Linked DNA regions of Homo sapiens: region 1 is linked to region 2. A link is a contact called in ENCODE Hi-C or POLR2A ChIA-PET data. All regions are on one chromosome and are shown on one strand. Each heading gives the region's core, a stretch centred on a gene start or an enhancer-like site at or near the end of the contact. The rest is flanking DNA. Distances are from core to core; before and after follow the strand shown.

What was found. A loop is a pair of places that touch in the nucleus more often than their neighbours do. ChIA-PET counts read pairs that join two places held with the same protein, here RNA polymerase II (POLR2A). Pooled maps may share reads with other maps.
Region 1: a loop to region 2 is called in a map of PC-9, with 7 times the contacts of the local background. The contact joins two enhancer-like sites. A Hi-C loop is called at or near these places in 5 of 168 maps with a recorded cell type or tissue (Caco-2, Calu3, PC-3 and 2 more) and 2 of 50 pooled maps. POLR2A ChIA-PET finds 5 or more read pairs at or near these places in 2 of 52 experiments (HEK293T and activated CD4-positive, alpha-beta T cell).

Annotation. Positions count from the first base shown.
Region 1 is chr7:41,243,977-41,248,980 of GRCh38, forward strand. No RefSeq gene overlaps it. Among named protein-coding and RNA genes, the nearest start is that of LINC01449, 140 kb to the left of the region's middle. Within about 2 kb of position 3,620, at least 3 of the 41 ENCODE cell types and tissues checked have a DNase peak (open chromatin) inside an H3K27ac peak, as active enhancers do; they include PC-3, PC-9 and mammary epithelial cell, where a contact is called at or near this core.
Region 2 is chr7:41,187,600-41,192,758 of GRCh38, forward strand. No RefSeq gene overlaps it. Among named protein-coding and RNA genes, the nearest start is that of LINC01449, 89 kb to the left of the region's middle. Within about 2 kb of position 2,297, at least 6 of the 41 ENCODE cell types and tissues checked have a DNase peak (open chromatin) inside an H3K27ac peak, as active enhancers do; they include PC-3, PC-9 and mammary epithelial cell, where a contact is called at or near this core.

The DNA.
Region 1 (5,004 bases), core at 2,370-4,869, 58 kb after region 2:
AATATTTAATTACATAGAGTAAATTATTATATTAAATTATTAGGTGATAAAGTAGAGTTCTGTATAAAGAGTGATCCTAATTCTGTAAAACAGCAATGGCAAAACAAAACAAAACAAAAACACCTATGTTCCATAATGCATGCATGTCTATTAACTATGTAATAAGATATAAAACTCAAGATTTTTTTTAAAAAACAAGACAGCTATCATGAGAGCCTCATCCGCTCTCTAGTTTTTTGAATGTGGCCTTCACACATCTGCCACGCTACCTCCTGGGGTCCAGTGGTGGAAGAAGCCTGACCATTTGTACCTTCCCATTTTCCATTTCCATCTCCTTCCTGACTTTTCCAACTGGCCGTTGTGCTCCTTGTCATTATTATTCGTGATGACTACCCCAGCCAAGCTTCCAAATAGAGTCCATGTAATGAGCAGGTCACAGCAGCCAACAAAGAGGCTCTCCTGGAGAAAGCAGCTCAGAGGAGTCTGGCTGAACGGACAGTGGCTAAAAGCATTCCTGCATAATTCGCTGTCTCAAGAGTTTTTCAGCCAGATACTTGAAATGGGCATTTCAAAATGTTTTTTTATCAAATAAACTTTATTCTTAAAATATGTCATTCTCTTTGCAGTTTCTCCAAGTGGTTCTGTTGCTATTTCAACATCCCATAGAAAATCCTTTTCCAAATAAATTGGGAAGTCTCAACTTTCAAGTATAACTTTTTCCTATTGCTACTAGGGGAGCTAGGTACTTGCCTTACAGTAATTTCCATCAGTCCTTCATGCATTTAATATTTATTTATTTCAGCAAAAATTTCCATGAAATACTCTCCAGTGAAGTGTGTGACTGCATATTAATTTATCCTTTAGGAGCAGCAGTGGCATTCGTGCGTAGCTGCAGACATGTCAAGATGCTTGGAGTTACTGGGTGACACTCAAAGATGGAATACTCCAATTGTGGGGGCACGGATAACACCCACTGGAGTATTTGGTGTGTCCATCAAGAATCTCAACAAAAGGACTCTTCCAGAGACATCTCCAAGAGTTAGAGTAAGAGAAACATGGAAATGAATGTTGTGAATGTGAAAGGAAAATTTCTCATAAGATCAGAGAAATAATAATTCTATGAGAAAGAATATTAAGGTGAATATGAACCTCCAAATTTTTTACCGCAGCCTCCATGACCCTTATGACCTGACCCTATCTCTAATTAATCTTCTTTTTCACCCACATTGCCCCAGGTACTCTTGCCCTACTCTGGAGCCCTCAACTCTGCACCTCAGAGCCTTTATTTTTTTCCCATAGACCTCCTCTCCCAAATAGCTCTGGGATTGCATGTTCTCTGCTTATCACTCTGTTCCAAAGAAACTGACTTCCGAGGTGTTCCTGGTGACCCTATCTACAGTAGCCCCCACCCCTTCACCTCCCTACAACCACCATTAACTACAGCCGCCCTTTGTCTCATTGCCTTTGCATTCTCCTTGGCACACTCATCACCATTGTCTATTGGTATGTTTCCTTATTGATCATGTCCTTTCAATAAATTGTAAGTTCCAGTTATAGCAGGGACCTAGCTGTTTTGCTCCCTCATTCTGTCCCCAGTGCTTGCAACGGTGCCTGGGACAGTGTGGACCTTTCTATCTGGAATAAATAAATCAATAAACTCTATCTCATACCCAATACTACTGAAGCATGCAGTGATGCAATATTTATACCATGCATCAAAAAATAACTGTAGAAATTTCTATATTGTAATTTTCAAACAGTTCTTTATCACAGACTTTGTCACCTTCTGCCGTTAATGTGTATTTCCTAACAATTTCTTTTCTTTACCTTCTTTCTAGCTCTCTTTTTCCTTCCAACAAACATTTATTGAATGCTGGTCTCATATTAAGCCTGAAGATGCAGAGATAAACATGAAATAATTTCTACCTTTTGGTGTTAATAACTTAGTGGAAGACTGATTTTAAAATTCAATAGGTAAATTAAAAATAAATAAGTAACTACAATAGGAGCAGAGTGATAGAAAAAAATGGGGCCTAGAATTGCACATACACACACACACATACACTCACCTGTCACTTATACAGAAATTGTTTAAGTAGGCTGCAAGGGCTCTGCCTTTTACCTTGTTTTTGCCAGGTCAGCATAGAGTAACTTCAGCAGTCTGGTGGGTGGAGTTCAAGTTGTTCTCTTGGTCTTAAGTGATGCAGAGCTTTCTGTAGGTATAAAGACAACTTCAGAATCTCTAGGCAGACTGCATTTCTTGAAGGAATGTTCAGAGAGTAAATGCAAAAGTCTGCTCAGGACAGTGGGTGGCTCAAGGGTAGACGCATTCTTTAAGAAAAGTCTGTGGAAGACAGATTTTATTAATACTTTTGACTTAATTAACACGTTCTACCACTGCTTTGTCATTATGTAGAATTAAGAAATCAGCTTGGCCAGCTCTTCCCTTTTGTTAGCCTTGAATAGTTGCTCTTTATCTGAAATCCTATTTGGGAATAGCAAAAGACGAGAACAAATTGAGTCACCGTGAATTCCATATTTCTACAACAATCCCCCACTCTGTTGAATAGATGTTTCCAGAAAGCACTGAATAGAGGAAAAATGGAATATGTTACAGGAATTTCTTTCCTCCAAGATTTTCAATTATCTTCCTCAACTTTGTGGAATAAAGTGGAGTACAAAAATATAGAAGTGTATGGCAAGGAATGTCAGTAGGTCATTTTGGCAGAATATAAGTAAATATACAGGTGGTGTAACTGCAAAACCACAAGGATTTTATTAGCAATGTGATTTTGGGAAAATGCAGATGTTGTTTAATGATCAGTTTCCTCATCTGTAAAGTAAGAATAACAAATAACTGCCTCAAGGGGGTAGGCAAGAATTAAATGAGAGAATGGTTGTAAAAAGTACCATTTTCTTGTTGCTGTTGTTGTTGTTTACAGAAGATCAAATATAACTTGGAAAATGTAGTCCCAAGGGAACTTTATCTCCACCCCTCACATTTTACTTGAGTGGTTCTATCATAGGGGATGCCATTCTCTTCTCTACAAGTGGTGTTTCTAGCTTTAAAAACCAAAAATTGAATTTAGAAAAATTTCATCTGCCCATTGTTGTCTTTCATTTATATGTAACTATTGACATGCAAACTGTACTTTAAAAAATTTCAATTGACCCATGATTTTGGAGAAAATTGTTTACAGAATTTATATTGTAAATGGTTTTGAGAGTATAAAAGCCATTTGAAGACAGAGACTTTAATGATGAGGTGCCACATTTTTTCTTGAAATACCTGAAGTTGACCTCCAACCTCTCTCACTGGAGAATAGACCCAGTGGTGTTGTTCTTGGGAGATGGGTCTTATTCAGTATCAGCAAACCATTTGACATCATCTCTCGGATGCACTAATTATCATAGGATTGTGGCTCTCTTTTGTTAGCTTTGGATTTTTTATTTTACCAGAAGTGTGATAAAAATCAACTACCTTTTCTTCCTCCTAAATCAGTCACTTGATCTTTACAGGCATTAACCTGTGTTCTTCACAGAAACTGATTTGTTTTGTGTTCACTTCAGTGTCTCCCACTCAGCGGTGTTGACAAATGTGTATGTTTTGTTTTGTTTAAGGATGTGAATTACTCATTCTAGACACAGCACACTGTTTTATTGTGTGTTTTTCTAAAACATACTTTTAGACAATGAAGCCCTTGTATACGCCTCACCGCACACACACGCACATACACACAACTAGTATCTATGCATCTTTGTAACTTTATCCCTATAAATATGACTCACTGGCTTGCTGAAGCAGAGAAGATAAGTTTAAATCAGGTAAATGCTGACAATCTAAGAATGATGAAGGGAAGATAAATTAATTGTTTGCTCAAGGAACTGACTGTTAAACTTTTTGCTTTCAAATTTGCATAGAGTGGAGCCTAGAAGCTTCCTGAATGTCTTCCTGCTGCACTTTTCACCTCCATTTCTATCCCTGCTAGCAAAAGAAGAGCCTAATGGTGACATCCCATACCTAGGGGAGCTTTTGAGGTCACAGGTAATTATGGGGGGGGGGATTATTAGTGAATCTGTCTTATAGGAAATATTAAAATTAAATTTTTTAAAACCATTATATCCTAATAAAAGAAGTTGGCAACTTGCTTTCTGGAAAAGTCAGTGGCAGTGGAAAGACAATAACCATGTGAGAAAGTAAGACAGGTATCTTGGGTAGGGCATGCCCAAGGGAGTAAGGTCAATGTCACCTATTTAACTGTGGCCAGTGGACAGGTTTGTTGAAGTTGAGCCTGCTTGTGGTGTTTTCCATTACACAGCACAGAAAATGGACTTAAACCAACAATCTTGGAGCATCACAGTGGCCTGAGCACATAAACTATACTTAGTTTCTGTGCTTACAATTTGTGTTAAGAGTTTTAAATATTAAGGCACATGCCAACAGAAACATTAATTTACAATGTTTTCAACAGAGAAAAGCAGTGACAGAGAAACCTACCTATTTTCCACTATGATGATTCTTATGCAAATTAAATATTTGATTGGTACCTTTTATTATTGTCTGGGTGAGCGGCAATTATTTTGCAGAGACTGTATTTCTAGATTCTTGTGTCTTCTGAGAGTTCGTTGTGAGCAATTTTCACTGGGCAATAGGTGTGTGTGCAGAAATAGTGAGAAAAAGTATTCCCATAAAGATTAAAGATGGAGCCGGGCACGGTGGCTGATGCCTGTAATCCCAGCACTTTGGAAGGCTGAGGCGGGCGGATCTCCTGATGTCAGGAGTTCAATACCAGTCTGGCTAACATGGCAAAACCCCATCTCTACTAAAAAATACATAAATTGGCTGGGCCTGGTGACAGATGCCTGTAATCTCAGCTACTCAGGAGGCTGAGGGAGGAGAATCTCTTGAATCTGAGAGGTGGAGGTTGCAGTGAGTTGAGATCCTGCCACTGTACTCCAGCCTGAGAGACAGAGCAAGACTCCATCTCAAAAAAAAAAAAAAAG
Region 2 (5,159 bases), core at 1,047-3,546:
TTCGCCTCTGGGCCTTTCCACATGCTATTACCCCTACCTGGAACACACTATTGTGACAGCTACAGATTGGCACTTGGGTCACAGACCTCAATACAGATGTGTTTTAGGTTATTTTAGCTGTAACGCCAAGAAATACCAAGAAACACACGTTTAGGCTTAACCCAAATAAATATGAATACTTTCTTTTTCTTTCTTTCTTTTTTTTTTTTTAATGAGACAGAGTCTCGCTCTGTCGCCCAGGCTGGAGTGCAGTGGTCTGATCTCAGTTCACTGCAAGCTCCGCCTCCCGGGTTGACGCCATTCTCCTGCCTCAGCCTCCTGAGTAGCTGGGACTACAGGCGCCCGCCACCACGCCCGGCTATTTTTTTGTATTTTTAGTAGAGACGGGGTTTCGCTGTGTTAGCCAGGGTGGTCTCGATCTCCTGACCTCGTGATCCGCCCACCTCGGCCTCCCAAAGTGCTGGGATTACAGGCTTGAGCCACCGAGCCAGCCAATATGCTTATTTTCTTGACAGCTTCCTCACCCCTTAAGGAGGCATTCACTGGAGTCAGAAGGCGTGGCCGAAAGAAGAAACTCTGCGCTTCCCTTCCTGCCCCCATCAGGCGTAGCTGTCATTCCTATTGGTCCCCACCAAGGTGTGCCCAGCTGGCTTACATGTCTCATTCAGCCTCATTCATTAATCATACGCATCCAAAATTCAAACCAACACTTACAGTATTACACCAAACACTTGTTTTTTTAGTTCCATAAATTTGTGCTATTGCAGCCAATCATCCCACAACCATATAAAAGGAGTCTTAGCACGTGGTTAATAAGAGTTAAGGAAGCCAGGTTCCAGAAGGAATTTCTCAGGATTCCCTCTGATTCAGCATTCTTCATTCCTCCATTCTTGACCTGGCTATGCCTTACACACCCCTGGGCTCTTAGTTTTAAAGCTCTTTTCTGCTCCCCACTGTGGTCGTGTTAGGTTCCCCTACCAAGAGTTGCAAAATCCCTTGTTTCCCAGTAATGTTCTCTGCTAATACTCTGTTTCTTGACTGTGCTCTGAGCTTCCGAAAGGCAAAGAGTGTATTTGTCAAGGTCCCCATTGTATCTACAGAGCCTGGCATGTGGTGACTGCACAATAAATATTGCTGAACAAATAAATAAAATAAATCGTGGCAAGAATAGAGATTGCATTAAAAGTTTATCTCCCCTTTTCCCCTTTATCCCCAGGAGACCCCATCCTCCAGAATTCAAAGAAGAAAGTTGAACCCTTCTCACATTAAGCCTATCTGAAAAGCTGCTTTTAGAAACTCCAGTGCACACTCACACACCATTATATGTTATTTCAGGCTGGTGTAATAATAAAACTGTCAATCCTATGAATAAGAACTGTTTCTTTACTTGGATTCTTGCTCATGTTCGTGTATATTTATGTATTACTAGAAAAGCAGCATTCTTAAGATTCTTAGATTGTTTTGATAAGATATGACTCTACTTTTCCCAGCCTTTCTTATTATAAGAATCTTTAACAAGCTCTTTAAACAGTTCACACATGCTACCTTACATTTTTATGTGATGTAACGTATAGTGAAAATTTTTTAAAAAGATTTTCTTAATATAATGTTTAAATAATAAAATTATTTCTTGTCTAATGATATTTGTGCAAGTAGACTAGTTTTTTTATGCATAGAAGACACACCATTTCTTTAGTTTCGTTGAGGAATAATTATCAATCATTATTATTTATAAGACAAGGCTGTTCTTTTTTAAAAAAAATCTTTAATTTAAAATACCTCTGTATTTAAGAGTGTTAACTACAAGAGCCTTTTCTATTGTCGTTCTTAGAAAAAAAAAGGTTCTGATGTTTGCTAGTCTAATAATTTATTTAATGCCTAAATTCATGTGACCTGAAAAAAAAAGTTTAAAACATTAAGTGAAGATGTGTGGTTCTATGGAGGGCAAAAGTCTTGTGTATAAGACCACAGGTAGCAGCCAGCTCCCTCAGTGGCCATCTCTATCAGCCTTGAGACCACCTCTCCTTACTGATCTTAGCTAGAAAACAGGCAAAAGGTAGCAGCTTCTAGTGACCATTCCAGGCTGCTTACAAACAGGGTGATTCTGGGGGAAAGCAGAACTGGGTGCTTTCCATCTCCATTGAAAAATGAAAAAAACAGAAAAAAATGGACAAAATGAAGAAAGAATATAGAGAATTTCAAACAACTGGCTTAGTCTTGGGCCTTCTTTCCCTGCCCACCCCACACCACCATCTTTTGCATGCCCTTCTCACCCTGCCCTGTTGTCAACCTTGAGCTGTCTTGGAAGCAAAGTCCAAGGGGACAATGGAGCATGCAGGCAAGTTCCATATCACCCCATTTGCCTAGAGCATTTGGTTGCCCCATGAACACAGAATTCCAGTGGACCCACAATGTGTGGGAGTTCAGTGAGGCTCATGGCGAGTACAAGGGAAATGTGTCATGTTTATGACTAAGTGGTCATGCTTCCTGTTCAAACAAGAAAGAAGGCAACAGCATTCTAAGAAACACAAACAACCAAGGGATCTTAAAGTATCCTTTCTCACTCCTGTCACTTCCTTGTAATAACCAACCAATTACATGGAAAACGATGACATTGAAGGAAAGGGAAAAATAGGGAAACCTACAGATCTTTTTTCTTTCTGTTTTTAGAAAGCACATCAACAAGCCAAATGTAGAAAGCATCGGTAAAATGTGCAAATATAAAGAAATAAAAAAGAGTTGAGTTAGTGTTGTGTGGCGTTCACACTGTTCTGGTGAGAATGAAATACATATGCGCATACAAGGTACAGAACGTGAATTTATGAATTGTGTAATTTTGGTGATTCGGCAGAAGAGTTACATGTTCTTATATTTGCCTCTAAAACTTGCACTGAACAATGGTACAATTCATGCTCATAATTAAAACTTTTAATTTTTCTTTACTTTAGAACTACATTAAATAGCAAATAAATAACAACATGGCAAGTCAAGAGAGATCATGGAAAAAAGGAAAAGGCTTCATATTTAGTATCTTTAATGGCATATTTTCTGTTTTTGTTTTTGTTTTTTCTTTTTTTGAGCAAGAGTCCTGCATTTTCATTTTGCCTTGAGTCCTGCAATCATGTAGCTGGCCCTGCTTCCAAGAAAAGAGGAAGGAAGAGCCAGTGCTTCACTATGGTAGGCCCTGAAGTGGGATCCAGCTCTCTGGCTTTGCTATGGCTTCAGCCTTCCTGATGTGACTTCCCTTTCCTGTCTCCTTCCCTTGTGACTGTGACTTCTCAGCAGCTCCTGAGCTCTCTGCCTCTTGGCTCGAAGGGACCATACTTACACTGATGCTAGAGCACACCCTTTATTCCTGGGTCCAGTTGTTGACGTAGCAACTTCAAATGGACACAGAGATCTCTGGACATTTTCTGTTTATGTATTTATTTATTCACTAAGCATATATTAAGAACTTGTAATATGCCTAGCACTGTCCTATGCCAACTGCTATGAATTGAATTATGTCCCTTCAAAACTCACATATTGAAGCCCTAACCCCAGGACAATGGTATTTGGAGATGGGGCCTTTGGTAAGTTATCAGGTTTAAGTGACATCATGAGGGCAGGGTCCTCGGTAAAATTAGTACTGTTGTAGGTACTGGGGGTAGAACACTACATTATCATTCCAAAAGAGGTCCCTACCTTCTGAAACTAGATTATCCAAATCTTGGGAACTATAATACAGATTTCCATGAAAAACAAGGATTATGTTTCCAGAGAGCTCTTGACAGCTGAGCCAAAAGGAAGAAAGCAGAGAGAACTGTGGGCAGTTCTCTTATAAGACAGGGCTGTTCTGAAATAATTTCTGATTTCATTTTTTAAAAATGCTTAAAAGTACATACTAATTTGTGTAGTGGAAGGTTTATTATTCCCATGGCAGTGAAGATCAAGAGCTACCTCTGTGTTATAATTTAAAATATATTGCTTTGGAGTGTTTTCTGTAGATGCCTGGAATATTTTTATCCCTCTTGCCAGGCTGGCAAACTCTTCCTTCTTTTAGAGTAAACTTGTGTCTCATTTATTCAATTCAGTCTTTCTCAATTCCCCTAGATAAAGCACCTTTTATTTAATCAAATTAACTACCCCTCCTTTATAGAACTTATCACATTGTATTTTGTAGAATAAAAAAAACACTTAAGACCTACATATCCTGTGCCTCATACCTAGGAGCTATTTGGTAAATTAAGAGTAGAAAAGTAAGTTTAGTGAAAGAGTTCACTCCATGTTAAGAAATGTACTGTATGGTTTCAAGTAAATTTCAAATACTTGAACATATACAATCTTGAGCTTACTGCACTTCTACTCAATGGGCACATCTAGTATTTCAGCATGAAAAAAAATCAGTGGGAACAATAGGGATCACATTGAGGTTTGAAAATATAATTTTAAATGTATGAAAGTTAAGTTGGAAATACTAAAATAAGATAATTGGAAAAGCAACTAGCATACTGGGTTTTATAAACAAAGCTTAAAATACCTAGCAATAAAAATCTCGGTTTCAAGCAATATTATTGAATCATTTAAGCAAGGTTTGCAAATGAAAGCCTTAGACCAAAGTCAGCCTGCAGAAGAGTTTAATTTTTCTCATTAAAAAAATTTCATTTGTATCTCCTTAAGTAGGACCTGCACTCCCCTGTTTAGCCACCAACTCTACCATTCCCTATTGCCTTCAACTCTGCCAGCCACATTGCTGTCTGGTCCCTAAAAGCATTTGTATTGTGATCTGGTGCCTTACAAGTTCCTTTCTGTCGCAGGGCAAAAACCTGTCTCATTTTACAGAGAACTCAGCCTAATCCTGAAAATGCTAAGATAAAGTTGTAGCTAATAAAGTTAGAAAAGTTCTTCTGTTTAGTTTGGATCAAGATTTGGAAAGAGAGAATACACGCACAAATTCTTTCCCTGTAATACAACATAAGAAAGAAAAAAAAATCTGTATGTTAAAATCTATAATTCTTTGAACTCTTAATATATTAATAAGACTATAAGGCTTCATAATCAAAATTTCATCTATAATACTCACTACTGCTAAAAGGAATTTGTCTCTCAAAGCAGAACTTTGCAGTGGTGTCTAGCTTTGCTAGCTAAAGAGACTGTGTGAAATAGGGGAGTGAGAGGCC